2 separate regions of the Homo sapiens genome follow, and region 1 is linked to region 2. Evidence: chromatin contacts called from ENCODE POLR2A ChIA-PET data. All regions are on one chromosome and are shown on one strand. Each heading gives the region's core, a stretch centred on a gene start or an enhancer-like site at or near the end of the contact. The rest is flanking DNA. Distances are from core to core; before and after follow the strand shown.

Evidence for each region. ChIA-PET counts read pairs that join two places held with the same protein, here RNA polymerase II (POLR2A).
Region 1: POLR2A ChIA-PET joins it to region 2 with 12 read pairs in PC-9. The contact joins the promoter of CARMIL1 here to the enhancer-like site in region 2. POLR2A ChIA-PET finds 5 or more read pairs at or near these places in 3 of 52 experiments (HEK293T, PC-9 and activated CD4-positive, alpha-beta T cell).

Annotation. Positions count from the first base shown.
Region 1 is chr6:25,277,662-25,281,568 of GRCh38, forward strand. It overlaps CARMIL1 (capping protein regulator and myosin 1 linker 1), which reads left to right and starts at 1,713. Exons shown (of 37, transcript NM_017640.6): 1 at 1,713-2,174. The coding sequence starts at 2,135. RefSeq lists a silencer at 1,441-1,910.
Region 2 is chr6:25,172,198-25,175,993 of GRCh38, forward strand. No RefSeq gene overlaps it. Among named protein-coding and RNA genes, the nearest start is that of CARMIL1, 110 kb to the right of the region's middle. RefSeq lists an enhancer at 2,536-3,036. Within about 2 kb of position 1,999, at least 13 of the 41 ENCODE cell types and tissues checked have a DNase peak (open chromatin) inside an H3K27ac peak, as active enhancers do; they include PC-9, where a contact is called at or near this core.

The sequences.
Region 1 (3,907 bases), core at 463-2,962, 110 kb after region 2:
AGTTATCACATGGTTTGGAAACTTCAGGGCATTTCTGAAACTTCATTGGTATGTGCCAGAAAAGTCCTCTTTAACACACCAGGTTGAATGAAAGACAGTTTGAGATGTTAATTTCCATTTACTGCAGAAAAAATATATTTAATGCATTAAGGAAATGTCTAGCTTAAAGAAATTGCCCACTTTTGAAACAAATGGTTGGAGGCCTGAGGTCCAAAGCTCTAAAATCAGTTAACAAATGTTTATTGAACACCTATTTTGAACTAGGCTGTTGAAGAAGTTCAAAAGTCTAAGATAAATTCCCACTTTCAACTCACCTACAGTCTAGTTGGGCAGAAAAAATCCAAACTCAGGGGACAATGCAAGAGTTAGATAGTAAAACCAGACAAATACACAAGCAATGAAACACGACACCATATGGTTGGGTTTAGAAAAGTGTTTCAGGCAATACATATTGTAGAGGCTTAGGGATCACAGTAATCTGAAAATCCCTGGAAAATATTCACAAAGAAGGTAGACCATTGGGATGGGTTTGAAAACATAGATAAGAATCAGATAACCTTAAGAGGAAGGAGGAAGCAAACAGTGAGTCTGGTTGTAATAGAGAAGGGAGTGGGAGAGGTTAAGGAGGGTGGGAAGGGGCCAGGTTGGCAAATCCTTAGTGGTAAGGCCTGGCTGTGGGGCTGAAGATGATTCTAAGGGGTCCAAGGTCAACAGCAGTGTTTAAAATTAGATTGCCAAGTGCATGGATTCCCTTTCCTTTCCTCCTTTTCTGTCCTTTAAAAGCAGAACCTGATTAGACAGTCTGGGACATTCCCAGCCCTAGGCTAAAAAGCAGCGATTGAGGCACAAAGTATTCTTGGCCCTGAAGTTGAACCTCTGGGGATGGAGCTCAGGGAAGTCATAGGGAGTTTGGGCCCAGGTAGGATCAGACCTATCCGCAGGCTTACATAGGCTCCAGTGATTAAAGCTCAGCTTCCTGAATATGCCCCGAGGATAAAAGAGACTTTTCCGAGTGAAAGGCATTTTCCAAGGCGCTCTCAACGGGAATGTCTGAGATAGCGAACTGCGGCTGCAGAGCACCAGCTGAACGCACACACACAAGTGTCTTCTCACGGTATGATTAGTGTTCACAGGTTTCGTCTAGCTCATCAGAAATGAAGAATAGCGATGATGAAGTGACATGTCACCGGGAGGGTTGAAAAAGAAAAAGTGCGTAAGAGGGTCCCAAAAAGAACCAGCTTCCGTGTAGACGGGTCTGCAGAATCTGCCGTCTCCCGTCTTCTGGGTCCCCTGGCCCGCCCGGAGTGGGGACAAGGAAATGGAAAGCCCGGCTCACCCGGCTCTCCTCCCTCGCAGCCAGCAGATGGCTCCCGGGCTCTCTCGCGAGCCCGCTCGCCCCCTCTCCAGACGCAGGGCTTTTGCGGTTTGGGAGGGAGGCTGCGAGGAGGGGCGCGGTGCCCGCCGCCGCCACCGCAGCACCGCACAGCGTCTCTCCTGGGGGTGCGACCTACGCCGGGGACCCAGCGCTCGGGCACCGGAGGCCGGCCTCGCACCGGTGCGGAGGCCGGCTCTCGCGAGGTGAGGAGGAAACGCAGGAGGAAGAGGAGAAGGAGAAGGAGGAGAAGGAGGAGGGCCGGAGCTGCCCCCGCCCAGCCGGAGCCCGGCAGGAGCGCGAGGAAAACCTACTCCCCCCGCCCCGCGCCGCTCTCCCCGCCCTCTCCCACGCCTTCCGCTTTCACCTAGGGCTGTAGGTGCGGCGCGGAGGCTGGGCGGGAGCTACGCCGGCCCAAGCCCCGCCGGGGACCAGCGAGCCGGGAGGAGGAGCAGGCGCCACAGCCGCCCCGCGCCCCGCGCCCGCTTGTAATCCGGTCCGCTCCTTATTCAGCCGCCGGGAACTGCGAGGAGGCGTCATGTAGCAGCAGCAGCAAATCCGCCTCGCATTTGCAACTCTTTTTTTTTTTTTTGGTGGGGCGGGGGGCGCGCGGCAAAATTCTGTCTCCGCCCCCCCTTTTCTTGCCCACTTCCATTTGCAAGCTGCATCTGCCTCTCTAAAAAAATTGAGGAGTTCGGGGAAGGGCAGGGGGCCATAAATCAGAGTTGGACCTGCAATAACCCCCACACCTACAGGGCAACCATGACCGAGGAGAGCTCTGACGTTCCCAGGGAGTTGATAGGTAAGATTCACGCGGTTGTTGGTTTTCCACCTTCCTCTGCGTACTCCTCACCTCTCTCTCCCTTCCCACCTCTGCTTTCCCGCAGGTCTCGAGAAGTCTTGGCGCCCCTTAGGGCAGAGTGGTGTTGGGCAGGGTCACTGGGGGTGCCGGGAAGTTTGTTCCCATCCGACCGCCTGTAGAGCCAAGTGCAGAGAGGGAAGGCTTCGGGGAGGAATCGGGAGTCCTCGGGAGGTGGGTGGGAGGAGGGTCTCGACTGTGAGCCCTGGGCACCTCCTCTTGCCCGGAAGCGGGGATCCAGGTTGGCGAAAGAAGGGGGCGGGCCATCTTAGACTTGGGAGTTCTGCAAGCGAGGGGAGCCCTTTACAGCTCCCAGCCCACTGCCCCAAACTCGGGAAAGTCCGGGAAAGCCTATTGGAAGGACAGGTGGCGAGCGCACAGTAGGTCGTCTCCGGCACGTGTCAGGCGCTTTCCTGAAAATGCCCCGCGGGAGGTGATCTTCTGACACGCAGACTTGGGGGAGTGGGCGCTAGTCTGGTAAAATGACTGGGCTTGGCAAGGTGTGGCTTGGTGTAGCCAGCTGGGAGCGAAAGGGTTACAGGGCTGACGCAGACTCAGGCCAGGAAATAGAGGGTTAATGATAAAAGCCTTATTTTAATAATGATTAACCTACCGATTCTCCCTATAGGGGATCTCTTAGGGAACCCGTGTGTGTTACGCTGTGCAAGGTGACCCATTGTTTGAGTACCTTGAGGTTTTTTTTTTTTTGGTGGTGGTGGGGGCGGGGCTGGTTAAGTCTTGGGGTTTAACTTAATTATCTGGAGGGTTAAAATGGCAGAGCTGAAATAGGATGGGAGAGTGTTCTGAAAACCTAGCGTTTAAGCATGTATATGTGTGTAGCATGTTATACTGTAACAAGGTATGTGCGTCTGTGTACAGATGTGTTTTGAGCCCTAGTGACCTATATTCCCTCCTGTACCATTCTTGGCACACTACACAGCCTACAGCTCACAAAGATGATGTTTAATCGGCGCTGACAACAAGAGGAAGTTCTGAGCACCCGTTGATCTCCATGTGTGGAATTTGCCCCTCTGTTGTTTCTTTTAGCTAATAATACTTTGGAGGAATTTGTGTATGCCCTTCCGTTGGTGACTGTTAACTCAGCAGGTAAAACTTGATGTAGAGAGGCTGTTGCTAGGTTTGTATGGAAGCCCCTACTTCTGCTGAATTACAGACAAACCTGATCTTTTACCAGAATTTACAGTATGAAATTATTCACAGACGCACGCGCGTGTGCGCGCGCGCACACACACACACACACACACACACACACACACGCACCTCTCATCATGATCCCAGCAGATCCTCTTCTCTCTCCCCAACCCTGTGGAGTCTGCATCTTTTGCTGGAGTGAGTGACACATCCGGTTCTGGGAGGCTGCGACCTTTCCAACACCCCAAGCAAACGCCAGAGGCTCTGAAGACGCCTCCAGAGGTCCTGAGAATGAGTGTAGGGCAGGGCTTGCCTGGCTGGTCAGGGGATAAGGATGGCTAAAGTGGGTGGCAGATTTTTACTTTATATAAGGAGTTGTCCTTAAGTCTGGAAATGGAAAGTGTAGGTAATTACTTAGGCCCAAGAGAAAGAGTGAAGGGTAGAGTGGAAATAAGGTGTCTGGGTTTCTATTCATGGTTCTCAAAAGGAATAGTTTGTATATTTTAAAAGTTGAGTTTGACCTT
Region 2 (3,796 bases), core at 749-3,248:
AAGAATTGCTTGAACCCGGGAGGTAGAGGCTGCAGTGAGCCAAGATCATGCCACTGCACTCTAGCCTGGCGACAGAGTGAGACTCTGCCTCAAAAAACAAACAAACAAATAAACAAAAAAACTGTAAAACTACAATTCTTTCTTTACTTACTGTTACCATCTAGTATTAACCCTTTCTCTTTACTTTCAGAGCCAAACTTCTGGAAAGAGGTGTAGTCTCTCCACCTCTCTCTCCTCCTCTTCTTTCCATTCACTCCTTAAGCCACACACTATGGATTTCACCCTCGTCATTCCACCAAAAGCATTCTTCCTGAGGTCAAAAATATCTTTCTGGGTGGGTGCGGTGGCTCACATCTAATCCCAGCACTTTGGGAGGCCAAAGTGGGCGGATCACTTGAGTCCAGGAGTTCGAGACCAGGCTGGCCAACATGACAAAACCCCATCTCTACTAAAAATACAAGAAATTAGCCAGGCGTGGTGGTGCACACCTGTAGTCCCAGCTACTCGGGAGGCTGAGGCAGGAGAATCACTTGAACCCGGGAGGTAGAGGTTGCAGTGAGCTGAGATCACACCACTGCACTCCAGTGTGGGTGACAGAGCAAGAGTCTGCCCCCCCCCCCCAAAAAATCTTCCACATCATGATATTCAAATAATGCATTCTAGTGTAGTCAGCCCCTTCCTGGACATCTCAGCTCCATCTGGCACAGTCGATGATGTCCTCCTTTTAAAAACACTCTCCCCTTCGGCTTCATGAAACATTCCCTCATTCCCCAAATTCCACAAAACACCAAACCCTTTCCCCTTGAAGCAGACACACTGCCCTAGTCCAAGCCCACATAGCTCTCGTCTGAACCACAGCAGGAATGTCCCAACTGAGCTTCCTGTGTCTCCTCTCACCACCCTGCCCTCCAGCCCACTTGCCACATCACAGCCAAATGAGCTTTATTTAAAATATCAGATTTGATCATATCTCTCTTTAAACTCTTAATGATTTCCAACTTCCATAAGGATAAAGTCCAAAATCCTTAGCGTGGCCTGCCATAAGCATCCTGGTCTGATCTGTGCCTGCCTCTCTAGACTCAGGTCAAATCACCCTCCCCAGCCCTCTCTCCATTCTGGCCGGTGTGATCTTCTTATGGTAAAAAAAAAAAAAAAAAAAAAAAATATTGCATGGACTTTCTCATTTCAGCTGTTCTCTCAGCTTGGAGTGGTCCCCCTCCTCATCTTTGCCTGGCTAACTCCTACTCACTACTCAGATTTCAACTTAAATGCCACTTCATCTAGAAATCTGATTCCCAAGGAATTGGTTAAAGCCCAATATGATCATACAGCTTGTATAGCACTGTAGTTCTTCTTAACAGTCAGCACACCAATTATTACTTATCCAAGGTTTACCTTTACCCCTAGACATGACTGAATGAGAGCAGGGGCCATGCCTGTCTTGTTCATTGCAATGTCCCCAACACCTGGCATGGTGCATATTTTTAATGAATTAAGAAATGAATGAATATACTGAATGCATTAAGAACAATTAAGAGGGACACCTAAACCAGTCTGTAACAGGAAAATGAAGGCCAAGCATTTTCCAAATCTATAATACTATGATTTCTGGAGGAAGAATGCATAGAAAGAGCCAGATGCTTGTAAAGGACAGGTGTATTTACAGAAACAGCAAAGGTGTGTAGAAGGGTTTTAAAAGAATGATTGTTATTCTGAAGTGCTGTAAAATACAGCAGGATCTATGGTGTGAACAAAATCTAATAACTCTGGCCAGTAGCATGTTCTGAGAGAACATATGTTATAGTAGATGAATTTATGTTGCATATGTTTAGCTAAGTAAAGGATACTTACACAATCACTTCTAGAATGAGTCATCTGGAATTAGCTCATGCCCATAAATCAACACAACCCAGGCCTGAAAGAATCAAGGCCTTATACATGCAAGAATTTGACATTTAAAACAAAAAAAAAAGCAGCATTAGCAATCCATAAAAAATGTTAAATCATAAATGTCTAGAGCTGTAAGGAACCTTATATTATCCAGCTCAACCCCGCTACACCTCCTATCATTCTCATCCCAGGGGTGTGTAATATGGGAAGCTGAGGCCCTAGGAGGTTAAGTCACTTTCCTCTGGTTACATGTCTACTTTGTGGCTAAACTGGTCGTAGAAACTGGGTCAGCTGGGCACAGTGGCTCATGCCTGTAATCCTAGTACTTGGGAGTCCAAGGCGGGCAGATCACGAGGTCAGGAGTTTGAGACCAGCCTGGCCAATGTGTGGAAACCCATCTCTACTGAAAATACAAAAATTAGGCAGGTGTGGTGGGGTGCGCCTGTAGTCCCAGCTACTTGGGAGGCTGAGGCAGAAGAATCACTTGAACCCAGGAGGCAGAGGTTGCAGTGAGCCGAGATCTCACCACTGCACTCCAGCTTGGGTAACAGAGTGAGACTCCGTCTCAAAAAAAAAAAAAAAAAAGAAAGAAAGAAAAAAGAAAACAGGTCTGTATTTCAATGCCTCCTAATTATCTGTAACTTTTGATTCTGTAAACTTCAATAAGACTACTCCAAACCATGGCCTGAAGGTGGTTTTCTGGAAACCCTTACCTTCCTCCAGTCTTGATACCGATTCACTATATAGCATATCCTGCGTGAAGAGAAGCCTGTGGGTGCTGCTAACCTCAACACCTACCCCGTACCACCCACACTGCCGAGGGGCTTAGGAGTTCCTAATGGCAGTAACTGAAACACTTTGAGTAACTCCTTTAAATGATGTCCTGTTCTGTGGCATTAAGTAACATCGCTCTCATCTGTCCTTTGTGATTTCTCAGTCTCCCTGCTGTCGTATTTGGGAAATATAAATATTTGGGAATAAACAAACAATGTAAATAAATGTTTGGGAAACTTCTTGTGTTATAGAACATTATAGAAAATATACATATTTGTTTTCATCTATCTATATAGATATATAGATATATATATCTTCTGCATCATGATATTCAAATAATGCATTTTAGTCAGCCCCTTCCTGGACATCTGAGCTCGTTTGGCACAGTCGATGATGTTCTCCTTCACAGTTAGTTCCTGGTTCATAACTCCCACATCCCTTGTTACAGTCTTTCGTTATAATGCTGGGTGTGTTAGGTCTCAGGGGCAGGCCTCAGGAAATAATCTCTTTCCTGCATTCCTTTTACCTGACCCAAGGCAGGATTCTAATGTTCCCTGTCTTTCTGATTGTGGGTCTTAAGAGTCTCCCCGATGAGGGCCTCGCCTCATACCCTGGGGGAAGGAATGCTGATGTCACGAAGTTTCCATAAAAATCCAAGAGGACTGGGTTCAGGGAGCTTCTAGATAGCTGAACACATGGAGGCTCCTGGAGGGTGGAGCCCAGGGAGGGCATGGAACTCTGCATCCCTTCCCCTATGTCTCTCCCTATGTGTTTCTTCATCTGTATTCTTAGTAATATTCCTTATAATAAACAAGTAAATTTAAGTGTTTCCCTGAATTCTGTGAGCTGCTCCAGAAAATTAATCAAACCCAAAGAGGGGATTCCTGGGAATCTCAACTTCAAGCTAGTTGGTCAGAAGTTTCAGAGGCCCAGACTTGCAACTGGTGTAGAGGAGACAGTCTTGGGGACTGAGACCCAACCCATGGGATCTGACGCCATCTCTAGGTAGATAGTGTAAGAATCGAATTGGAGGACATTTGGCTGGTGTCCACTGCTTGAAGTGTGGCAACCAACCCCCTAACCCCCAACATATTTGGTCATAGAAGCCTTCTGTGTTGATTGTTGTAGTGTG